Regions from separate parts of the Homo sapiens genome. Here region 2 is linked to region 1. Evidence: chromatin loops called from intact Hi-C (ENCODE). Cell type or tissue: dorsolateral prefrontal cortex. All regions are shown on one strand. Each heading gives the region's core, and the rest is flanking DNA. Links, peaks and the distances in the headings are about the cores only. Region 1 overlaps SPOCK2 (SPARC (osteonectin), cwcv and kazal like domains proteoglycan 2). Region 2 overlaps ASCC1 (activating signal cointegrator 1 complex subunit 1).

Region 1 (16,922 bases), core at 3,643-11,642:
CGACTCTCCTGCCTCAGCCTCCCGAGTAGCTGGGATTACAGGCGCATGCCACCATGCCCGGCTAATTTTTGAATTTTTAGCAGAGATGGGGTTTCACCATGTTAGCCATGGCTGATCTCAAACTCCTGACCTCAAGTGATCTGCCCACCTCGGCCCTCAAAGTGCCGGGATTACAAGCGTCAGCCACCGCACCCAGCCATGTGTCAATTTTCTTAAGTTAATTGATTGATTCATAATCAAGAAAAGTCTTCAAATGGTTATTGTTGGCTGTTCCTTTCTTTTCCCTGTAGTATTCTTTTGCTGTTTTTGAACTTGTTTTGTCTGCCAAGGGAGCAGGTATCTTTAGTGGACAAGGGGTACCAGTCATAAAAGATTAAGAGACAATTATGGAAGAGTAAATGTTAAATAGAATGAATTTTGGTCATTAGCCTAATCCCAGACCTCCCCCGATCCCATCCACTCCCTGACTTGAAAAACCTCCGTTGGATTTCCCTGGCCACCTCCTGGGCCTGGTTGCCAGAGGCGTTTTCTGACGCAATGCCTAGCACGCCCTCTGGTGGCTACTGGCAGAAGTGCATAGGTCCGTGCTGTCTTTCTGAGCTCACAGAAGCCAAGTTTTAGAGCTTCCACTAGAGGTCACAAACTGGTTGCTCTACAGGCTGAATGCGACCTATAGATGTGCTATCTATAAAGCATGAATATAGGGACCAGGTTCTTAATATGTTACCAGCATTTAAAAATCTAGATATTTTACGTACAAATCCAGATTTCTGGCTTCTTTGGAAAGCCAAGTCTGACAATGACAGGCAGAGACCCGCACTCTCCAGTTACCCGTCTGGCCTCTGTGGTTTATGTTCAGTTTCTCCAGCACACAATCCCTGTAGTGGGCGGAATAATAAGTCCCAAATATTTGTGTCCGCCAGGAACCTTGGAATGTGACCTTATTTTAGAAATAAGATCTTTACAGATGTAATTAGTAAATCACCTGAAGATAAAATCATACTGGATTTGGGGTGGGCCCTAAATCCAACAATTTATGTCTCTATAGGAAGAGGGAGAATACCAGCTGGGTGCAGTGGCTCACATCTGTTATCCCAATGCTTTGGGAGGCCGAGGAAGGAGGATTGCTTGAGGCCAGGAGTTTGGGATGAGCTTGGGCAGCATAGCAAGACCCAGTCTCTACAGAAATTTTTAAAAATTAACCAGGCTTGGTGGCTCACACCTGTAGTCCTAGCTGCTCAGGAGGTTGAGGCAGGAGGGTCACTTGAGCCCAGGAATTTGAGGTTACAGTGAGCTATGATCATACCGCTGCACTCCAGCCTGGGCCACAGAATGAGACCCTGTCTCAAAAAAAAAAAAAAAAAAAAGAAGAAGAAAGAAAAAGAAGAAGAAGGAGGACAAGAAGAAGGATAAGGAGAAAGAGGAGAAGAAGAAGAATGAGGAAGACGAGGAAGATAGACAGGCACAGAGGAGAAGGCCATATGGAAATGGAGACAGCCTAGAGTGAGGCATCTGCAGGTCCAGGAATGCAAGGATGGCTGGCAAACACAGAAGCTGGGGACAGGCCTGGCACAGATCCTCCCCAAGAACTTCAAGAAGGAGCCAACCCCACTGACACCTTGAGTTTGAACTTTTGGCTGCCAGAACTGTGGAAGAATAAATTTGTGTTGTTTTAAACCACCCAGTGTATGGTCATTTCTCATGACAGCCCTAGAAAACCAACATGCAATCCCCAGGAAACCCTTGCCCTTCTACAACATCCCGCAAACAGGCCTCTGCTCTAAAGCCTCAAGGGAGGGAGAGCTCACATCTCCCAGCTGAGTGATGGACTAATCATTGGAAAGTTCTTTCTGCTAAACCGGTACACAACACAAACAACACAAAATCAGGCTAGAGTCTATAAAAAGTGGGGGGAAGTGTACCTGGAAAACACTGAAAAAAAGTGGGTTGAAACAAGATCATAAAAAGAAAGAAACCCTGCTGGTAGTGGGATCAGGGAGGGCTTCATGGAAGAGGTGGCACCTGAACTGGGCTTCAAGGATGGCTATGACAAGACAAGCAGAAACTGGTGGGAGTGCAAGGCATATTCCAGGCGATAGAGCAGTGAAAGACCCAGAGGAGGAACGTGTGGGTCATGCACAGTAACATTCATCCATCCCTTCCTTGAATATTTCTTCACCAAGCAGTGAGCAATGAGCTTAGTTGGATGAAGTTATGTGGCCAAGTGGGGTCAGTAGGTTGAAATGAAACAGCAGAGTCTAAATCTTTACAAAATCCTGGGTCCCCAAGCATGCTAAATAAAGAATTTGACATTTACACACCTCCCCAGGGGTTTTCCTTCAAGCTATTTCACTCACCTCTTGTATAGAGAGGGCTGTTGGTTTTGTGTCTTTCCAGGGTCCCTTCCCCTGGTAATAGACCCATGCCCTGGAGGCAAGCATGGGCACATGACTGGCCCAGACCTGGCCAATCACTGCATTCCATCCACCTGGCAACAGTAACGGATCCAATCAGGGTCCTTCCCTGGGATTAATATGCAGATTTCGGGTGCAACCAGCTCTCTCTGTCTGCTGGGGCAGTCTTGTTCCCTGCTACATGGAGACAGCCCATCAGGAGTCAGACAGAATGAGGCCAACAGGTGAAAAGAAACAGTAAAGCAAAGACGGTCAGCATGGAGGAGCCCTGGGGTGCTGAACTCACAGTTGCCATCCCCAAAGACCTGGTTCCTCAAATTCTTCCTTCAATTCCAAGACTTGCTGCAGGATCCCCATCTTCTGTGAGAGCCAATACATTATTTCTCTGTCTAAGCCAGTCAGAGTTAGGTAGGTGTCTGTCACTTGCAACCAAAGGCTCTTGGCTGGTACAGTCCTGTTTCTAAAACCCTGCCCCTGCTGACCAAGCAACCAGTGAAAGCAAAGGGAGACGGTGCCCATCCTGGCAGCAGCCCTCTCTCCGGTTCAGACAGGTCACTCCAGGGCACTTTCTGATGGGTGCTTAGTGCTGAAAAGGGTGACGCTGAAAAAGCACAGGGATGTGAATTGAAGTCAATTATGAATAGGGTAAGAGAAGATAACAAATCAGACTCTCTCCAAAGGACACACATGCCCACCCTCAGTCATTCCTTTGGATTACAGTTCTCTTTGAAATATAAGCTGGGACAAAAGTTCAAGAGGCAGAAAGTAGGCCAATTTGCCAAAATACCAAAATACCTTAGATGCAGCCACCAAATTTACTGGTGCAAATTTTGTAAATCAAAATTACTAAAAACTTGTTTTTTTAACTAAATATAACATTTTCAGAAATTCATGTAAAGTGTTGACATTTTGGTTTCCAACAAGAAGCAGCTGGGATATGTTGGCTTGGAAAAAATTTACAGAAAGATTCTAAAGGGAAAAGTAAAATTGTTTAAAGTAACTGAAGAGAAATGAATCTCCAACGGTGAGAAAAAGTACTAAGAGTGCTCTTAGATGTTTTATTTTATTTTATTTTTTATTTATTTATTTTTTGTGACAGGGTCTTGCTCTGTCACCCAGGCTGTAGTGCAGTGGCACAATCTCGGCTCACTGCAACCTCCACCTCCAGGGTTCAAGCAATTATCTTGCCTCAGCCTCCCAAGTAGTAGGGACTACAGGCCCATGCCACCACTCCCAGCTAATTTTTTGTATATTTTTGGTAGAGATGGGGTTTCACCACGTTGGCCAGGCTGGTAGATGTTTTAGACATGGATGATATTCAAATGACAAGTAGAGAAGGTAGCCTAAGGGTGATGTCAGGGCTGAATTGGGTCAAGATCATTCATTCATGCATTCATTTCAATGTATGTCCTGGTTACCCACGAGGCCCAGGCCTCAAGGATACAGATGTGACAAGACATGCCAAAGAACTTGGCAGGAAGCGCTTCAGGGAGTCAAGAAGATGCAACCCAGTTCTATATCCTTATAGATATATCGTATATCTAGCCCAGGGCAGGGTAGAGGCCTGTGCAAGGCCATCAAGGAGCAGAGGCAGCCTAGTTCTCTCTGCCTGCGGAGGTCAGGGAAGTCATGACATTTGAGCTGGGTTAATTTTTTTTTTTTTTTTTGAGACGGAATCTTACTCTGTCACCCAAGCTGGAGTGCAGTGGCGCTATCTCAGTCCACTGCAGCCTCTGCCTCCTGGGTCCAAGCGATTCTCCTGCCTCAGCCTCCTGAGTAGCTGGGATTACAGGCACCTGCCACCATGCCAGGCTAATGTTCTTGTATTTTTAGTAGAGATGGGGTTTCGCCATGTTGCCCAGGCTGGTATTGAATCAAGCGATCCACCTGCCTCAGCCTCCCAAAGTGTTGGGATTACAGGCATGAGCCACCACACCAGGCCAGTTTTATTTTTTTTTTAAGAGAAAGGGTTCCCTATGTTGCCTAGGCTGGTCTTGAACTCCTGGGCTCAAGTGATCCTCCTGCCTCAGCCTCCCAAGTAGCTGAGACTACAGACATGCACCACTGCACCTGGCTTGGCCTGGGTTTTGAAGGATGTGTAGGAAAGTAAAGAAAGGAGTGGTGAACATTTTCAGGCAGTGGGGGCAGCCCTAAGCAAAAGATTGTAAGGCACAGAGGGTAGAGGGAAAAGGGAGGACAATGAGGCTGATGACAAGGGTGAGGACCAATTCTCCAGGCTTTCAAAAGGTGAAGGAACTTGACTTTCACCCTGTGGGTAGTAGGGAGTCATTGAGGGTTTTATGTAGAGGAAAGACCCCACCTCACCCATCTCCATGGTAGTTATGACAAAAGTGGACGAGGAGCGCTAGAAAGGAAGGAGCTAGAAGCCCAGTTTGCCAGCTGCTGCAACTGTCCAAGTGACAGGTGATCAGGGCTAAGCTGGGGAATGCACTCATTCAGCAGGTATTGATGAATCTGTACCCAACTAGAAGGCAGACTTTAGCCTGGACAGTTCAGCCCCAACTATTTCTCCAGTCTTCATTTGAATCCTTTCCTGCCTCCCAGCCATAGCACGCACAAGGTCTGCAGCACCCTCTGCACACGGTGTGCACCCAGCAGACCACCACCATTCCCAGCCCTCCCTACTGTCACACAGGCCCCGTCACCCCTTCACAAAGAGTTTGCAACCCTTGGGAAAGCACCTTCCTGCCCCGAGAAAAATCACACTGAGACACGTGTTCTTGTGTCTTTTTTATTGGACTGTGGGCTTCCTAAGGCAGGCCGGGCACTATTTCCCTCTGTATCCTCTTTTGCACCACCTAACTCAATTTCTCCAAGCCTGATAAGCAAAGAGCCTTGCATACAGCAAGGGTGCAATAAACCCAGCCAAGTGGACATCCCATCTCCAAGGGTCAAGGCCGGATGGTGTAGCTCTAAGGAAGGGGCAGACCAAATGAGCTTTGACATCTCTGGGATTTGATGATCCCAGGATTCTGAATCCAAGAATCTGGGGTTGAACGGGCTCCTTGGAGCCCAGTGTGTGAGCAGAGGGAGAGGACAAGGAACAAAACCAAAGAGATCCAAGTTCAGTGGAGTCCCAAGCCTGCTGGGAACAATGCTGGAGAAGGGGTGCAGGGAGAGAAAGGTAGGAGCCCACGTCTCCCTAGCTGCCCTCTAACTGCTGCAGGATAGGCCGTCACCTGCCCATCAGCAGCTCAGCAAGTGAACAGGCCCTCTCAGCCCTGGCCCAGGGGTCTTGCGTCTCCTGATGGGGGCCCCTCCAGGGTGATCCTGGGGGTCCTGGGGCAACTTCATGTTGAACAGCTGGGCGTTGCCAGGCCCCAGGCTGGCCCTCCAGGACAAGGGGAGTGTTGGAGGACCTGGCTGGAGCTAGCTGCCTGGCAGAGTCAGGGAGGAGGCTGGGGCTGCGGAGGAGGAGAGGTTGCCCCACTGAGCGCAGCCTCTGTTGGTGTCACTGACTGTGATATCGTGATATAAGAAGAAATATGTATTTGGTCTTTGCCCTCAGTTCCTGACCCAGAGCCCAAAACCTTTGTAATTTCCTGAGTGATAGGAACTTCTGACACAGAGCTCTGAAATCCCTTGGAATTTCTGGAGTGATAGGAGCATCTTTTGTTCCAATGAGGTGACTCCTGGGGGGCTCCTGGATACCCTCAGGATAAGGACTGGCTGCCAGGGGAACCAACTACCCCCAACCGCTGGGGAAGGGAGAGGGGCCAAAGGTTGAGGCGATCACCAGTGGCCAGTGATTTCATCAGTCATGCCTACATAATGAAGCCTCCATAGAAACCCAAAAAGACAGGGTTTGGAGAGCTTCCTGACAGCTGAACACATGGAGGTTCCTGGAGGGTGGTGCCCATGGAGGGCATGGAGGCTCCACGTCCCTTCCCACCCACCTCACCCTATGCATCTCTTCCATCGGGCTGTTCATCTGTGTCCTCTGAAATATCCTTCACCATAAATGGGTAAAGGTGTCTCCCTCAGTTCTGCAAGGCTCTAGCAAATTAACTGAACCTGAGGAGGGAGTATGAGAACCCTGATCTGTAGCCCATAGGTCAGAAGCACAGGTCAGAACCTGGGGCTGGTGACGGGCATCTGAGGTGGGGGCAGACTTGTGGGACTGAGCCCTTTTTAAAATTGCTAAATTCATTTTAATTTTTTTTAGACAGGGTCCCACTCTCTTGCCCAGGCTGGAGTGCAGTGGTATAATTATGGCTCACTGCAGCCTTGACCTCCCAGGCTCAAGCAATCCTCCAGCCTCAGCCTCCCAAGTAACTGGGACTGTAGGTGCATGCCACCTCATCTGACTAATTGTTTTGCTTTTTTGTAGAGATTGGGTCTTACTCTGTTGCCCAGACTGGTCTCAAATTCCTGGCCTCAAGACATCCTCCCATTTTGGCCTCCCAGTTCGCCACTGTGCCTGGTGGGACTGAGCCCTGACCTGCACGATGTGTCACTCTCTCCAGGCAGTGTAGGAATTGAATTGAATGTGGGACAGCTAAGTGGTGTCCCCTGGAGAACAACTTGGTGTGTAGAGAAAAATCCCCACACATTTTGGTGACCAAAGGGGAAGTATTGTGTGTTGACAGAGTGAGAGTAGAAGAGAAAAAAATAGTTTCGCTTTTTTTCCCCCTCAGATAGACTATAAAGGAGATTGAGGCCAGGCACGGTGGCTCATGCCTGTAATCCCAGCACTTTGGGAGGCCAAGGCGGGTGGATCACTTGAGGTCAGGAATTCTAGACCAGCCTGGACAACATAGTGAAACCCCATCTATACTAAAAATACAAAAAAAAATTAGCTGGGTATTGTGGTGTGCACCTATAATCCCAGCTACTTGGGAGGCTGAAGCAGGAGAATCGCTTGAACCCGGGAGGCGGAGGTTGCAGTGAGCTGAGATCACGCCATTGCACTCCAGCCTGGGCGACAGAGTGAGACTCTGTCTCAAGAACAAATAAATAAATAAATAAAATTAAAATAAGGAGATTGAGAGGAGATAGTGCAGGGAGGGGCCTCCTTCCCCACCAGCGCCAGGGAAGCAAATATTCCTGGGAGACTTGGAAGGCATCCACCCTCCCCTCTACTGGCATGGCTGGAATCAGAAGAGGATGGGCAGCGGGAGCAGGAGCTTGACCTCAAGGGTCAGCCCAGCTTTCTCTAGAGGCTGACCCATCCCACAGGGGTGCATCAAGGATGCCCACCCTTCCAGAGAAACAGTGGCAGAGTCACACCAAATGTGCAATGTGAGAGAGAGAGAGAGAGAGAGAGAAAGCAAGACAATCCCGAACCTAACAAGACATTTTCTGGACTCGTACCTGTGCATGTTTTTTGTTTTTTTGTTTGTTTGTTTGTTTGCCTGTGCACGTTTTCACAGACTCACAACACTGGACAACTGAGTCCAATCCCCTCATCTTACAGATGGGGAAACTGAGGCCCATGGAGAGGTGCTGACCCAAGTTCAGAAGCAGGTCCTGGAAGAATCTCCATGTCTTACCTTCTTCTGTACTTCCCCAGTACCCACGCTCCCATCCACATTCAACCATGACTTACTGATGAAAACACAGGATTTTCCACCTTGGGCATTATCTCAGTGCGGGAGGCATGCCAGGAGTGGCTACAGCCCTGGGCAGCTGAACTTGCAGTGAGCCAGGCCTGGAGCAACACCAAGGCTCCACCACACACCCCTGCCTGAGCCAAGGTCAGCCCTGGGAAACAGAGTCTTCTCATCCATAAATGGGTCTGAGTGGCTGGTGATCCCTGCCTCGTGGAGTTGCTGAGGGGATTCAACAGCAGACGCAGCCTGGACTGGCTCACGCTTGTGATCCCAGCACTTTGGGAGGCTGAGCCCAGGAGTTCGAGACCAGCCTGGGCAACATAGCAAGACCCCCATCTCTACAAAAAGTTTAACAATTAGCTGGGCATGGTAGCACACACCTGTAGTTCCAGCTACTAGGGAGGCTGAGGTGGGAGGATTACTTGTGCCCAGAAGTCTGAGGTTACTGTGAGCTATGATCTCACCACTGCACTCCAGCCTAGGTAACAGAGTGAGAAACCTTCTCTGAATAATAATAATAATAATAATAATAATAATAATAATAATAATGTAAAGGACATAGGGCATTGAAGGGAACATAGAAATGTTTGTTTTTTCCTCTCCTCTCCCTCACCTATTTTGCTCAAAATATAAAAAGTTCTGGTTTTTGTTTGTTTTTGGTCAAATACACCCCCTCACCTCTCTGAGCTCTCCACAAAGGTGGCGGGTGGGAGGGAAATGCTGCCTGTAGGACTCTGTGTGCAGTCTGGGTTTTTTCTTTCAGATTTGTTCCCAGGACCCAGTTATTCACCGGAGAGAAGTCAATACATAGACCCTGTTCCCAGGAGGCTAAATGCTGAGGGAAAGCAAGGTGCCAGGATGCGGTGGGCACATGGGGAGGCCTGGTTGAGGACGGTGCTGTGCCCAGGGAGGGGGTGGGCAGGGGGTTCCCACGCATCTGGGCTCCAGCAATGGTTTCCCGAACGGCCGCAGCCACGTCTGTACTGCAGGTTGACACCTGGGCCTGTCCCCGGCAATGCTCTGTTTGCTGTTGGGCCAAGGAACCCTGGGAACCCAGGTTGACAGGACATGGTGACAATGGAAGGATTGTTCCAGAAGCCGGGGCCCTGGCTGGCCTCTGGCTTCCCGTCACCTGAGCAAATGTCAATCCGCCAGGTACAAAAGCCAACATTTCCCTGACGGTTGAAGACGCTCATTCAGAAGGCCTCCCCCTCAGCAGGCTGCAGGCTCCTCCTAGCCACTCCGAATCCGAAACCGCTGTTCTCATCACCATCCCTTTCATCCTACATGCTGGGAGCAGCCCCTTGGCAAACCCCATCGCTCCTCACGCCACCTTCCAGAAAGCTCCTGAGCCTCCAAGTCTGAGCTTGCTGGTGGCATTGAGACACAATGAATGGCAGAAAAGCTCCCTTCCTAAGGAGTCGTTCCAGCCAGACGGGCAGAGCGTGCCCTGGCTGCAGGCTGGCACCGGGGGCTTTCGCTGTTTGGAAAGCACGGGGGCTGGTTACCACAGGTGATCCATCCAGCAGATCCTGGCCCAAGGCCACAGTTAGCAAGCTCCAGGGCTAGAGATTAGAGCTCCTGTGCCCAGATTCCATCCCCCTCCACACCGCAAACAATTTGTTAAAAGACACGTCTAGTGAGGGGTTGGCAAGGCCCAAGAGAAGAAAAGTCACAGAATAATGACGACAGTCCCCCAGCTCAGATAATCCCAGAAATAAAAGTAAGACATTTAGGTATTCTTCTGCCACACTGGCCAGGCGTGGTGGCTCATGCTTGTAATCCCAGGACTTTGGGAGGCCAAGGTGGGCAGATCAGCCTGGCCAACAGAGTGAAACCCTGTCTCTACTAAAAATACAGAAATTAGCCGGGTATGGTGGCACACACCTGTAGTCCCAGCTACTTGGGCAGCTGAGGCAGGAGAATCGCTTGAAGTGGGGAGACGGAGGTTGCAGTGAGCCGAGACTGCACCACTGCATTCCAGCCTGAGCAACAGAGCAAGACTGTCTCAAAAAAAATAATAAAAAATAAAAATACATAAAAAAATAGAATCATGGGCCGGGCATGGTGGCTCACGCCTGTAATCCCAGCACTTTGGGAGGCCAGCACGGGAGGATCACTAGAGGTCAGGAGTTCGAGACCAGCCTGGCCAACATGGTGAAACCCCGTCTCTACTTAAAATACAAAATTAGTCAGGCATGGTGGCGGGTGCCTGTAGTCCCAGCTACTTGGGAGACTGAGGCAGGATAATCACTTGAACCTGGGAGGTGGGGTGGCAGTGAGCCAAAATCGTGCCACTGCACTCCAGCCTGGGCGACAAAGCGAGACTCTGTCTCAAAAAAAAATTTAAAAATTAGAATCATAATGCTAACAAGCATGTAAGGGCCCGATACATACTCCACTAGCGGCGCTGTCTCAACTGGTTTTACCTTTCTCACAAGCCGTTTGCTAAGAGGTGGTTGAAGTCTTTGAAAAGCTCATACCCTGGATGAAAATGCTCTGGAGTTGGATTGTGGTGACGGCTGTATGACACTGCGAACGTACTAAATGCCACTGAATTGTACTGTACTGTATTTTTATCTTTTAAGAGATAGTCTCCCTCTGTTGCCCAGGCTGGAATGCAGTGGCACGACCATAGCTCACTGCAGCCTCAACCTCCTAGGCTCAAGCAATCCTTAGCCTCACCCACTGCCCCTCCTTCTCAGCCTAATTTTTTTGTTTTGATAGATACGGGGTCTCACTATGTTGCCTAGGCCAGTCTCAAACTCCTGGGCTCAAGGGATTGTCCTGCCTCAGCCTCCCAAAGTGCTGGGATTATAGGTGTGAGCCACCACGCTCAGCCATAAATGCTGTTTTCGTGAAAAATAATACCAAGGGTAAGAATAATCAGAGTATTGCCAGCAGATGGTGTTTATAAAGTTTTTATTTTCCATTTTCTTAAAAATAACATTTGATTTCCTTTATGCATGTGTGGAGTGTACTTGTTTCCTTAGGCTGAGTAATAGGCAGATAAAGACGACACGAGGCAGGGTCCCCAAGTGGAGGCGGGGCGGGACGTGAGAGGATGGGGGCGCAGGGGAAAGGCAGGGCTGGATGACTCACGGGACTCTTGAGTGCCCATCAACGCACACGCACACAGTCTAACACTTTGTTTTTCAATTTTTTAAAAGACATCTAAAATTACTGAGAGATACAATTTCAGCAGTTAAATCTACAGACGGAAATCCAAGCACTTGAACACAATTCCTAACTCTAAGCTCAGTTATTGCACATCACACAGTTTAAGCAGGCTTCAGGCTGGAAAGCAGTTTGCTCTGCTGGGAACTTCCTCGGGATGTCTGGGTCTCCTTCTGTGGTGTCTCTCCCCTGGGACTGCCGCCAGCCCGCAGCCTCTCGACGACCCCAGGTATCAAAGCTCAGCCATTTGTTCTCCCCAGGGGCTGAGGGCTCGGGCTTTGGTGAAGCAGAGGGTCCCCGTGTTGATGCCAACGGACCCCACCCCCTCCAAAGTGAAGTTGGAAGCAGGTGAAGCTCATGGAAGGCTGAAGGCAGGCGGGCTGGAGTGAAGGGGGGTGACCACCCCCCACGTGTGGGACAACAGGGGGCAGTCAAGATGCCGCCACCCACCACCCCTCCCTTCCAAGCTCCCAGGCCATGCTTCCTTCTCCATCACCCTTGGACCCTCTCTGAGTGGTCTCTCAAGGCACATTTATTTTCTCTGCTGCAACCTACCAGATCTGACATCCACCTCCCCCAGCACCCATGGGCCAAGGAGGCCTGGGGCAGCCAAGGGGAGTTCCAGGACCAAGCAAGCAAGAAACCGTTCTTTGAACACATGGTTAAGCTTCTTCCAGCATGGCCCTAATTCCCCTACCTGCCTAAGCCAGGGGAGTGGGGGCAGGAAGGAGCGAGGCATCGAGGAGAGGGCACTGGAGGGGCTGGGTGGCAGGCCCCTTGGTCAAGGTCACAAATCAAGGAGCTGAGGAAGGACCGATCTGCAACCTTGCTCATGAGGAAACCTTAACCTTGTCTAACAAAAAGCCACTTTGAGGCCGCCCTTCAGCTCCACAGGGAGCTGCTGTTTTGTCTACCTTTTGAGGGGACCAGTCTCAGTAGGGCGAAAGGCAGTGTGGGGGCTTCGGAAACAGGCAAGGCTGGACCCCTGCAATCCTACCAGAGGCTAGTTCAGTCCCTTTTGCTTTCTTCCTAAAACATATTTACAAGGACACACAAACGTGCACAGCCAGAAGACCCAGAGACAGAGAGAGCACGTGTCCCAGGAGCGGAGGGTGACATCAAGAGGACAGGGGACACCCTTCCTCTGAACTCCTTCCTTCCCCAGGCCCCCCAGCATCCTTAACAACCCCCACCCCCACCCCGAGGAGGAAAGTTCCAGAACTCCAGCTGGGACAAATGGAAGAGATAGGTAGACTCCAATCCTAGCAAGAGCAGAAGTTTCAAGTAGCTCCGAGTCAGAGGCGCGGCTGCCTCAGAGAGCAGAGGGCTGATGTGGAACAGCATTTCCCTGAACTGAGCCGGGGCTGGAGTGGGGAGGTGAAGGACAGAGAGAGGACAGGAGAAAGAGGGGACTGGGGGACCTGGAACGACGCGACACCTCAACAATCAGAACTGGGCTGCGGAATGGGAAGCAGTTTATGGAGTTAAGTGGGGCTCTGCTATTTCCCCCAAGAAGGACTCGGAAGATGTTGATTCCAGGGCAGAGTGAGGGGCAGACAGGATGAGGCTCTTCTGTAAAGTCCAACAGACGCTCACAGATGCTGGGAGGCTGGGGACTGCCAGGTTGGGAGCCTCACCCAGAGAGCCTCACTGCATTGACCCCACACCCACCACTCACCCAGCACACAGGGGGCCTCTCCTCACGCTCCCAGGCCACCAGGATGGCCCCCAGGTTCACACACAGGCACACGCACACACGCTGCACTCACCACGCACTGAAGGGCATCACAGCCCCAAGTCTGGGTAAGAAATTCTCCACCAAAGGTGTTAAGGAATTTGCTTTGCTGAGGAGAACTGGATGGGTGGGGGAAAACAGCAACAAACAAACAAAAGAAATGCACAGGGCCTCTTCTCATCTGGTGAGATGAGCTCACACTGCTCAGGGGATGTTGGGGAACAGCGAGGTGTGAGGTGTGGCCTCAGAGCCCGGCTGCACCTGTCCTGTTCCCTCTGACTTCTCACTTTTCCACATTGCAGGCTTCAAAACAGAGCTTGGGGAAGCCCCTCTGCGGGGCAGCCCTAGGGAATCCTCAGAGGGGCCAGAAGGAAGCCCTGGGGGCTGAGGGAAGTGGGGCTGGACATGGCCTGTGGGTGGCTCTCCCCTGGCAGGAGGAAGATCATGGTCTCAGAGTGCGGAAAGGCTGCAGCTTTCGGCAGCTGCTTCTCTCCGGGGTCTCAGGGACAGCTCTCTCTGTTGGTCTGGGCAGGACAGGAGTGTTAAGGGTCAGGGAGGAGGTGGGCACACACCCCCTTAGCCTAGACCCAGGCTCCTTGCCTGCTGCTCCTGGCCCTCAGGCGCCCTCAAGTGGATGAGGGGACCCCAGCAAGGGGGATGGAGGCAGGAGTTGCACCAAGGGGGAGCCAGGCAGAGGTCAACTGTGTAACCACCACCCAGTGTCCCCAAGAGAGCAGCCCAGATCATGGCTCCACCACGAGACCCAGAGAAAAGGGACAGGCTATTCCAGGGTCTAGGATTCAGAGCTGCCCCATCTCAACACCTAAAAGCTCCCCCAGGCTCTGCAGCCACAGCCTCCTCCTGCTGAGCCGACCCCCTCTCCTCACCCTGTTCTACCTGCACCACCTGGGCCACCTGGGACAGACCTCAGACAGCTTGGCGAGGCACCCTGTCCCTGGCCTCTCAGCTGCTGCCCTCCTCCTCTGCCGCCACCACCTTCATTCTCCGCCTTGGGTTAGGAGAGCTTCTCTAGTGTTTGGGGATCCGGCAAAGGGACAGGGCTTGCTGTGGCTGGGCGTCCTGGCCCGTCTCATCTGAGGCTGGTGGGGATGTCACACCACATCGGCCCAGTTTTGGGAGGACCTCAGCTGGTAGACAGCTCCCTGCCCCTCCCTCCCCTTTGCAATGGGGACAGGCTCGCAGGCCAGAGCTTGACCTCAGAAGCAAGAGGGAGAAGGGCAGACAGGGGTCGGTTGAGCCAGGGTAGAAACCAAGGGGAGCCAGGGTAGAAACCAAGGGGTCAGGGCTGGGCTGGAGGACACGGCTGGGGGATCTCATTTCATGGATTTTGACCTGTCAATTTGTATTTGTGTGTGAATGTATTTTAAAACCAACAACAAAAGGAAAGAAAACAGCTACAAGGAGGCCGAAGGGGCCTTTGGGTGACTCACTCTGCCAGGAGCAGTGTGGATCAAGGACACATTTGTCAGCGCATGCCACACACACACACACATACACACATGCATGCACACATGCACTCACACTGTCACCCGTCCCAGCCATCTGTGCCACACACATGCCATGCACACTCACACTCCCAGTCCCCCCAGGTGGAGCAGGGTCCTTCTGACTGCATTTCTGGATCCGTTCTCGAAGTTGCCTGCTGCTGCTCAGAGCTCTGCTGTTGAGTCCCCCCCGGCAGCCGGCTCCTGAGGGCGTCTACCAGATGTAGCCCCCGTCGTCAGCCTCGCCTGCCTCGCCCTCCTCCTCCTCGGCCTCCTCGCCTGCTTCCTCCGTCTCCTTCTCCTCCTCATCCTCCCAGCCGACACCGCTTCCAAAGTCCCCCGAGAAGCCCACGATGTCATCTGTGAGGGGATCAAGCCAACAGGGGGTGAGGGAGCTTCTGGCACGCACCCCCCAGCATCCCACGACAAGGGCCCCCAGGCCTGGGCCCCCAGCAGGCCCTGAGCTGCCCAGCCCGTACCGCAGTCGGGGCTCCCATGCGTGCGCGTGCCAGTCAGCTCCAGGCCCAGCTGGTCCACACACCAGCAGTCACCGCTGCTCTGGTCACACTGCATCTTCCGGTAGTAGCCATCCTCGTCGCAGCTCGGGATGAAGATGCCTGAATGAGACAGTGCCAGGCAGGGTCAGAGCAGGGGCCCAGGCTGTGGGCCCCTCAGAGAGGTGACCTCAGGTCCTCATGCATGAGCAGAAGTCTATACACCCCCAGAGCCCAGCCAGACCGGGTGCTGACCCCCCAACAGGCCCAGATGCTGAGAGCTGGACACCAGCCAGCAATTCTTTCGGCTCTACTCGCTGGAGATGAGGAAACCCGCTTCCTTGAACCACTGCTCAGGCCCCTGTGCTAGCTCCCAGCCGCCCCATCAGTTTCCCTGACTCCATGGCCCAAGTCTTCTAGGACAGCCAGTCTGACTTCACCAGGTTTGACACTCTCCATCCTCCCACAGTTCCGCCGGCCTGGCTGTCCCCTGCTAGGAAGGCCCAGCCTTCTCCTCCCAGCCACTCTGAGTCCGACCTGCCTCCGGGGCCCACTTGCTTTCCTGCAGGCTCCCCAGCTGAAGCTCCCAGGCGCCTGTGTACAGGTCACACTGCTAGTTCTGTCTTTTTAGTGTGTCCATTTGTGTGTTGTGTGTTTCCGGACTGGCCCGAGCTAAAGGGTTATGAGGCCAGGGAGTGCATCCTTCTTGCCATCCGCTCAGAGTTGGGCTGGGTCTATTGCTGTTGTATCTCTGGGGCCGGCCCCCAGGTGTTTATGGAGCATGTGAGTGAGTGTCACTCAGGGAGTGGCCTCACTAAAACATTAGTCACACCCTTGCTGAAGGAAACTGAACTCAGTGGAGGGTTCCAGGATCCTTCTGTATCCCAAACTCTAGCTCCAGCATGGATGGGCATAAAATTAGTGCCTAAAACACACTTTTCCCGGGGCAGATTGGGAGTCCCTGCCCCACCACAAGGATAGACACAGGAAGGGGGCAACCCTCTTCTGTCTTCCTAGGCCAGGGCCTCCTCTGGGCTCCATGTCTGCCATGAGGCCCAAGGCTGGAGGCCCTGGGTCTCAGACAAACCCAGGAAGCCGTCCCCACCTCCTCCTCTGAGAGCCTGGTCTGGCCCCTCACCTGGCTTCTTCTTGGCGGCCTCCTGGATCTGGATGCGCTCCAGCTCTGCCAGGCAGGGGGGCTCTGTGGGGAGAGAAGCAGCCTCTGATGGGACTGTCCCCTGGTGCTGGGGGGATGCACTGAGCCCTTCAAGGCTTAGAGACCCAGGCAGGGGCTCTGCAAGATGAAAACACCCCGTTTCTGACACGGGGTCACCCCACAGCAGGGGTGGGAAGTACAAGGGTTCTATGGCACGAAAACGCTCACTCTCTATTTAGGGGAGCTCATTCCACAGCTGTGGATGACCTGAGGTCCCCAAGAAGTCCTAGGGACCCATGAGAGGAGTAACAGGATTCAGAAGAGGAGGTGGGGTGAACACACAGACACCCAAGTATGAGAGAGCCCAGGGGAACGTAATGCTAGAGGGAATGTTAGAGAGAACTCCCAGGCCTGAAAATACAGCCACGCGCTACACAACAACACTTCAGTCAACAATGGACGGTGGCCCCATAAGATTACAACACTATTTTTACTGTACCTTTTCTATGCTTAGTTATGTTTATTTTTTTATTTTTTATTTATTTATTTTTTTGAGACGGAGTCTTGCTCTGTCACCCAGGCTGGAGTGCATTGGCGCGATCTCGGCTCACTGCAAGCTCTGCCTCCCGGGTTCACGCCATTCTCCTGCCTCAGCCTCCCGAGCAGCTGGGACTACAGGCGCCCGCCACCACGCCTGGCTAATTTTTTGTATTTTTAGTAGAGACGGGGTTTCACCCTGTTAGCCAGGATGGTCTTGATCTCCTGACCTCATAATCTGCCCGCCTCAGCCCCGCAAAGTGCTGGGATTACAGGCATGAGCCACCGCGCCCAGCCTTATTTTATTTTTTGAGATAAATAAAATAAATTT
Region 2 (8,000 bases), core at 1-8,000, 70 kb after region 1:
TGTCCCAGCATAGATGGGTTCTTAAAAAAAAAAAAAAGAAAAGTAAATAAAGGGATGAAGAAAGATATACCATTCTAACACTAACTGAAAGAAAGTTGAGTAGCTATATTAATTTCAGATGGAGCAAACTTCAGAGCAAGGAAAGTTATTATGAATAAAGAGGAGCAATACATAATGATAAAAAGATCAACTGTCCAAGAAGACCTAACAATCCTTAACACATATGTGCCTAAAAACAGTGTCAAAATACATGAGGCAAAAGTTGACAGAAGCAAGAAGAAACAATGAACTCACTATTATAGTTGGAGACTTTAACTAACCCCATGTATCAGAAATGGACAGATCCAGAAGGCATAAAATCAGTGAGGATATAGTAGAACTCAACAGCACTACCAACTGACTGGATATAATTGACATCTATAGAATATTTTATCCAACAACAGCAGATTACATGTTCTTCTCAGGCTCACAGGAAACACTGACTAAAACAGATCACATTCTGGGCCATAAAATACGCTGTAATAAATTTAAAAGAATAGAATCATACAGTGTCTGCTCTCAGGCCACAATGAAATTAAACTTGAAAGTGATAACAAAGATAGCAGGAAAATCCCAAAATAGGTGGAAATTAAACCACACACTTCAGCCAGGCGCAGCGGCTCACGCCTGTAATCCCAACACTTTGGGATGCCAAGGTGGGCGGATCACAACATCAGGAGTTCAAGACCATCCTGGCCAACATGGTGAAACCCCATCTCTACTGAAAATACAAAAAGTAGCTGGGTGTGGTGGCACATGCTTGTAGTCCCAGCTACGTGGGAGGCTGAGGCATGAGAATTGCTTGAACCTGCAGGGGCGGAGGTTGCAGTGAGCCAAAATCGTGCCACTGCACTCCAGCCTGGGCAACAGAACCAGACGCAGTCTCAAAAAAAAAAAAAAAAACCCACACACTTCTAACCAACACACACTTCTAACCAACAAAAAGACCTTAGCTACCACACCCTTAGCTGGGTGTGGTAGCTCACTCCTATAATCCCAACATTTTGTGAGGCTGAGTGCTTGAGCCCAGGAGTTAGAGAACAGCCTGGATAACAAAGTGAAACCCCATCTTTACAAAACAATTTAAAATAAAAATTAGCCAGGCATGACAGTGCATGCCTGTAGTCTCAGCTACTTGGGAGGCTGAGGTGAAAGGATTACTTGAGTCCATGAGTTCGAGGCTGCGATGAGCTATGATTGTGCCACTGCACTCCAGCCTGGGTGACAGAGCGATGAGGCCCTATACCTAAAGAAATTAAAAATTAACTTTTAAAAAAGAAACTTCAAGAGAGATTTAAAATATTTTAAGGTAAATGAAAATGAAGATACAACTTATCAAAATTTGTAGGATACATCAAAAGCAGTGCTCAGAGGGAAATTTATAGTATTTAGTGCATGTTAGAAAAGAAAAATGATATAAAATCAATAATCTAAGCTTCTTCCTTAGGCAACTAGAAAAGTAAGAACAAATTAAATCCAAATTAAGCAGAATGAAAGAAATAATTTAAAAAATCAGAGCAGAGGCTGGGCGCGGTGGCTAATGCCTGTAATCCCAGCACTTTGGGAGGCCGAGGCAGGCAGATCACAAGGTCAGGAGATCGAGACCATCCTGGCCAACATGGTGAAACCCCGACTCTACTAAAAATACAAAAAAAATTAGCCAGGCATGGTGGCGTGTGCCTGTAGTCCCAGCTGCTGGGGAGGCTGAGGCAGGAGAATGGCATGAACCCGGGAGGTGGAGCTTGCAGTGAGCCGGGATCGTGCCACTGCACTCCAGCCTGGGCGGCAGAGCAAGACTCCGTCTCAAAAAAAAAAAAAAAAATGAGAGCAGAAATGAAAATAACTGAAAAGAGGAACTCAATAGAGAAAATCAGGAGTGAATCCTAATGTAAACGGCGGACCATGGGTGATGATGTGTCAATGTGGCCTATCGATTTTAAAGATGTACCAATGTGGTATCAGATGCCAATAGTGGGGGAGGCTGTGCGTGTGCAGGGATGGGGGCATTTGGGAACACTGTACTTTCTGCTCAATTTTGCTGTGAACCTGAAACTGCTCTAAAAAATAAAGTTTATTAAATTTTTTAAAAAGTGACCGCATAGTTCTAAATCTCACCCCCCTTCTCTGTCCTCTAGAAAAAAAAAATTGAATTTATCTTTTCAACACTCTTCTAATACTTCAAAACAAAATATTCATTCAAAACAAGTCTCTCCCCTGAGAGTGTTTAAGAAGTTAATTGTGCTTTCGTTCCCTTAGGACAGACTGACTAAAGAGTCTCCCGGGAGGAGCATGGGAGGCAGGCTCCACTCTTTGACCTTGGTAGTAGTCACATTGTTCATTTTATGACTATTTGTTAAACATTAAATGTACGTCTCATGTACATATATAAATATACACATATATATTTCAGCAAAAAAGAATAAACAGTATTTTTAAAAGCTTCCTTCATAAAAATGTCTCTAAGTAAAGCAAACTAAATAAAGATCTCATTGAAATTTATTCATTATAATTGCCCTTTTAAAGGCTCTGAAGAACAGAGATGGGACAAAACCAAAACTGAATGAAATACTTGGGTGGCTCATTCACATCTTTCAAGAAAAGTCTCAATGTGGCTAGAGATTTAAAACATATTTTCAGGGGAAAGTATTTAAAATTAATACAGTTAGTTTAGTACTGCCAGTCTCTTCTTTCTCTAAATTAAAAGATTCTTATATATAAAATAGAAAAGGTACAAATTCATCTCCCTTTTACATGGCTTATATTTTCCAGGATTTCTAAGTGTCTAAAGAAATGGCACTTTTACACTATCCTCTGACTTTAGACCTATAGTACTTTCCATTCTTTCCCAAATATATCACTGTGCCTTTATTTGTACCATATCACCTTCTCTGATGAGTACAACCTAGGGCTCTAATGCCTCCTCTTCACTCTGCAGTCAGAAGCTATGCTTTTGAACAGTTAACATTGTACCCCTGGTTCAATCTGCTGAGAGCACAATCTTGGAATACTGATTCTATTGCTTAAGACCCCAAACAGACTGTCATTACCTCTCTCCCCAGAAGCTGGCAATTAATGACCATTTTACTTCTAGCTAGTGAGGGAGCATTTACTTCCAGGCAGTGTGTCTTTAGGTCAGCATGATTTCTCCAATTATAAATTTATCACTGCCTATGGCTAAACAAACAACATCTTTTTTTTTTTTTTTTTTTTTGCTATCTCTTAGATTAGAAATGGATACTCTCTGAGGGGACACCATCCCATTAATTTGGCCTAGGTCTTCTTCACTCATGCATCCTCCTTTTGGAGCTATCTGGCACTTTTCCATAAAAAACCACCATAACCAAATATGTTTGTTCTTTTTCAGGTTTGAATAACACAGGAGAATGATTCTAGTTGTCAGTTCTTAATTCAAAGTCTTTCTTAGGGCAAGACTTTCTTATTTTTAACTAGGAATAACCAGACACTAGTATATTACAGCTGCAACAACTCTCAAAAAAGCTGTACAAAAGAAAAATGTGGCTTCCATCTGCAACAGTCATTAAAGATTTCTTTTTTCTTACTAAGGCTCCCAGAACACATATTATACCAAGCCAAAAGAACCAATTTTCTTCATGGAGTAGAATAGCAATTGGCTGTTACTCATTAAATTCTTACAGCAATGAGCAATGACTTTCTTTCTTGTTTTGTTTCTCTTTGAATAGTAGATGAAGTTGATTTTTTTTTTCTAAGGCTGCCTCCCATCACCAGCATTCCTGATCCTTGGCCTATGCAGCTGTTAATATGCTGCACACGTATGCCTGGGCTCCTTAACAACCAATACAGTTAACCTTTCTGTTTACTCCAAGTCAGTTCCTATCTTGTTAGTGAAATTGATTTTTTTTCTTTCTAAGCATAATAATTTCATATCATACAAAAACTATATATATGAAGTTCACTGGTTTTCTAAATCCTGTTTTTATTTTAAGGGCTTCAGGAGCCATGGATTCTCATGTTTTAATTGAGAAAGACGTGTCCATTCATGGTAATGCCAAAAGGTGGGTGGACTATGGCTACTTCACAAGCATATTTAACTGCCTCTGTGTTGGGGGTGGGAGGTAACTGTTGGAGCCCACATTTACTTTTATTTTAAAAAAGAAGCTAATTCTCTTGATTGAACATAGGTGAAAGATTATTTTTCTGGAACTAGTGATTAAGGAGTAAAATATTAAATACTATACTAAAGGATACGTCATCATAACTATCTGTGGTCAAAGGCACTTGTCCATAACTCACCCCATGGTTTTTATATTCTAATTGTCTATTAACTATCTGTACCCCTCACGGACTGGAAGCTCCTAGAAGGCAGGGATTGTATCATAATGACTGTTTCATCTTTAAGGCACATAGTCTGGCAGATGGTATATAGTCAATAAGTATTTCTGTTAGTGTTGATATTATATTCGATACAAAAATCTAATTATTAACTAGCTACGGTTTTAGACTAATTGGCACACTCACTGCCCCACCATTAATGAAACAAGCTTTAATTGGCCATTATCCCAGATCAGGCAGATATGCCCAACTTCAAATATCTAATGGTCTCTACCTAAACACTGGGCATCTTTACGGGAGGCAGCAGAAAATAATGCTCAATTTGTGAGTTTTGAGTCTTTCTTTTCTGATTCAGATTCTGCTACTAACTAGCGGTACCTCTGGCAAGTCACTTTACCTTAGTAGATTTCATGTCAGAGATTAAAGTGGGGAATTGGACTAAATGGTCTCCAAGAACCTAGCTAGGTCCAGCTCTAAAAGTGATTGGGCTTGAATTAATAAGGGTATTACTGATATAGCAAGTCCTTGTCAACACCAGAGGGAGCTACATTCATATCATCACTGGGGTGGTTCAGAAGATTTCAGGGAAAAGCAGTTAAATTGAAAACTTACTTTCCAGAATGAGAGAAATTCTATAGCAAGGTAAGAGCTCCACACTGCTCATACGGCCACCCAACAGGCTCTCTGCCATCACCCCACTCTTACAGATGTCAAAGCACCTCACACCTGACTTGTACCAACACACAAGGCTTCAGTTTTAATTCCATGAAAACCCAGTTGGCTTTGAGCCATTCCTAAAGATTTCTTTCCCCATTCAGTCTATTTTCTTTCTTAACCAAATTAACAACAACAAAAAGCAAAGTAATTCATTGTGATACTGGAAAATCCCCAAAGAAGGGAGATAAAGGAGGAGAAAGATTCATATCACACCGAAGCTGTAGCCTGGAAAAAACAGTAAAGTTAACTACAACTGAATTCATTAGCAGCCTGCCACTCAAACCCAAAGCTACCTCAAAAACAAGAAAACTACTCAAAAAGAGAAAACATATCAAGGAAAGGAAGGACTCAGCATAGCTCTGCAATGCAGGTGCGGGAATGCCTGAGACGATGGCTGACACTGCCCTATTGGGCTCCATGGTAAGCAGTCACAGCTGCTGAAGAGTGATGTCATTAATTAAAGCAATGGGGTCACATTAGGCATTTGGCAAAAAAACTGTAAAGAGACAACATAAGGGAATGGAGGGTGGAATAGGGAAGAAAAAGTAAAAGCATTTCTAAAGCTAAAGCCTATTCTGACGTTATCATATACTCCCTCCTCCACCTCAGCAAAACACCCATAGCCTTGAAAATGACCTAAACCCTTACAGAGCAAGTGAAAAGAAGAAATGAAAACCTCTCCATTAGTATCAACTTATGTTTCTCTTTGTCCAGAGGAACAATGGCATGCTAACCTGATGGAGAAGGCATAAATCATGAATATTACAGAAGGGTAGTCTGTTAGAGAAAGACAAATGTAATCCTGAAGAACCCCTTTACTTACATTTCATAGATTAATTCAACACTCAGAAAGGCAAAGCTTCAATGGTCAAAAATGGACCATCTACTTTTTAGGACATAGGCTGTTCCTGAGTAAAAATGGCTTATAAAGCCACTGCAGAGATTGACTTTGTGGGTAAAGAGAAAAATCTACTAAAACAAGACAAATAATTATTTTCCACTTAAAAAAAATGCAAGCTCAAACCTCATAAGTACAGAGTAAAACTTAGGTTGAAATCAACTTATTTCTATGAATCCAAGTGGTTGGAATACCTAAGGGTTTCTTTTTTTTTTTTTTTCCTAAGTGTTTCTTATATCACCAATTTCAGGCAGGGTGCAGAGGCTCACACCTGTTATTCCAGCACTTTGGGAGACAGAGGTGGCAGGACCACTTGAGCCCAGGAGGTCAAGGCTCCAGTGAGCAGTGTTTGCACCACTGCACTCCAGCGTGAGCAACAGAGCGAGACACTGTCTCAGATAAACAAATAAACAAACAAACCACCAATTTCAAATACTCTAGAAGTGCCAAAGCCTTAAGAGGACCAGCTACTTTTCCTCTCTTTCCCTTTAGATAATTAAAAAAAAAAAGTATGAGAAAAAGTATGAAGAAGTATGAAGAAATATACGGAGAACTACTTGTTTTCCTGCCTTATTTAGGACATGTGCCAAAGGATTTCCAATTCACTCTGCTTCATACTGACCTTTAAAATATTTCGGCCATCAAATGATTCTCTTTCCTTGAAGATATATTTGCCTTCCGCTGTGTAGAGATTGTACCTGCCTTCAGCTGTAAATATTCCAAAGATAATGTTAGAAGCTTAGATTGATTGGTTGTTTTCTCTTGGATTTCTATAGGTACATAGGTACGACTAGCAAAATTTTCATGAACTACCTGGAAAGTGGCATAATGAAGAGGAAAAATGTCAGGCTATGAATCAAGAGACCTGGCTTCTAGTCTCAGTTCTGTCAACAATTCATTCAGTATACATTTATTCATTCATCTATTCATTCGACATTCTCCAGGCACTCACTATATATTCCTAACTATGCAACTAGCTACATTATTAGGCAAATTATGTCTCCATTGTGGACCTTAGTTCCTCATTGACAAAGTGAGAGGCAGGACTAAGTGATCTTCAAAGGTTCCTTATGTTCTATAGATCCAAGAAAAGTGGCATATAATTTTAAATATGTAAAAATACATAAGAGTTCACACATTAGCTAGTCAAAACTCATGCTCTGGGTTGATTTAAGGGCTTCCCCCAGAGGAAAAAGAGCCCTTCAGTTGCAATCAAAGGTATCCTTACAGATATTCTACACAGGAATGCAGCAAATCTATGACCTTAGCCTAAACCAAGCTGTGCTCTAGCTTCTTAAGTTAATTTGGGTTGCATATCTCAAAAGACATCCTTAAAGGTTGGCAAGGAAAAGAATATCAAAAGAGAGGGAAACAGGAAAGAAAAAAAATGTAACATCATTTCATGTCCTTCTCAAGTAAAAATTCAATACAGGAGAGTCCAGAGTACAAAAAATTCAAAGCATCCTCAAGAATTAACTCAGAATATTTTCTGAAATATTAATCATTTCCTACCCACTGACAGACCTTCAAAAATACTTATTTCCACATTTAAGTACGTTATTTTACTTTTATAAGTAAGGAGGGTACTAGGCCAGAATTGATGAAATACATCTAGAGTTTTAAAAACTCCATGAACATAATACATAATACATTTCAGCTAGCCCACTGGAGTTGCACATGGGTAACTATGGAACTATGTCTCTAATGAGAAGGATGCTCTTAATCAAAGATCCCAACCCCGTGCATATTTCACAACTTAAAATTAAGAGAAAGAGAATGTGTGAAGTTGCAAAAGAACAACAAATAAATTGATACCAAATAAATATCAAAAAGTGGAAACAACACAAATGTCCACCAATTGATGAAAGGATACATAAAATGTGGCATATCCATACAATGGAATATTATTCAGCCATAAAGAAATGAAGCACCAGGCATGGTGGCTCACGTCTGTAATCCCAACACTTTGGGAGGCTGAAGCAGAAGGACCACTTGATCCCAGGAGTCTGAAACCAACCTGGGCAATATAGTGAGA

Evidence for each region. A loop is a pair of places that touch in the nucleus more often than their neighbours do. Peaks named below come from ENCODE experiments on the same cell type or tissue, not always from the same donor. Only the 100,000 strongest peaks of a DNase experiment are listed, where the experiment ranks them.
Region 2: it touches region 1 in a loop (2.1-fold over the local background); 5 of 110 quality-filtered maps call a loop at or near these places.

Annotation. Positions count from the first base shown.
Region 1 is chr10:72,048,142-72,065,063 of GRCh38, forward strand. It overlaps SPOCK2 (SPARC (osteonectin), cwcv and kazal like domains proteoglycan 2), which reads right to left. Exons shown (of 11, transcript NM_001244950.2): 9 at 16,037-16,099; 10 at 14,884-15,021; 11 at 10,893-14,764. The coding sequence ends at 14,619. Among named protein-coding and RNA genes, the nearest start is that of SPOCK2, 32 kb to the right of the region's middle. In dorsolateral prefrontal cortex, for the core only: no CTCF peak of the experiment used is centred there; no DNase peak of the experiment used is centred there; H3K27ac peaks cover 454 bases.
Region 2 is chr10:72,121,495-72,129,494 of GRCh38, forward strand. ASCC1 (activating signal cointegrator 1 complex subunit 1) reads right to left here. Exons shown (of 10, transcript NM_001198800.3): 9 at 6,588-6,673. Among named protein-coding and RNA genes, the nearest start is that of SPOCK2, 37 kb to the left of the region's middle. In dorsolateral prefrontal cortex, for the core only: CTCF peaks have their summits at 4,915 (motif pointing right) and 5,115; no DNase peak of the experiment used is centred there; H3K27ac peaks cover 3,921 bases.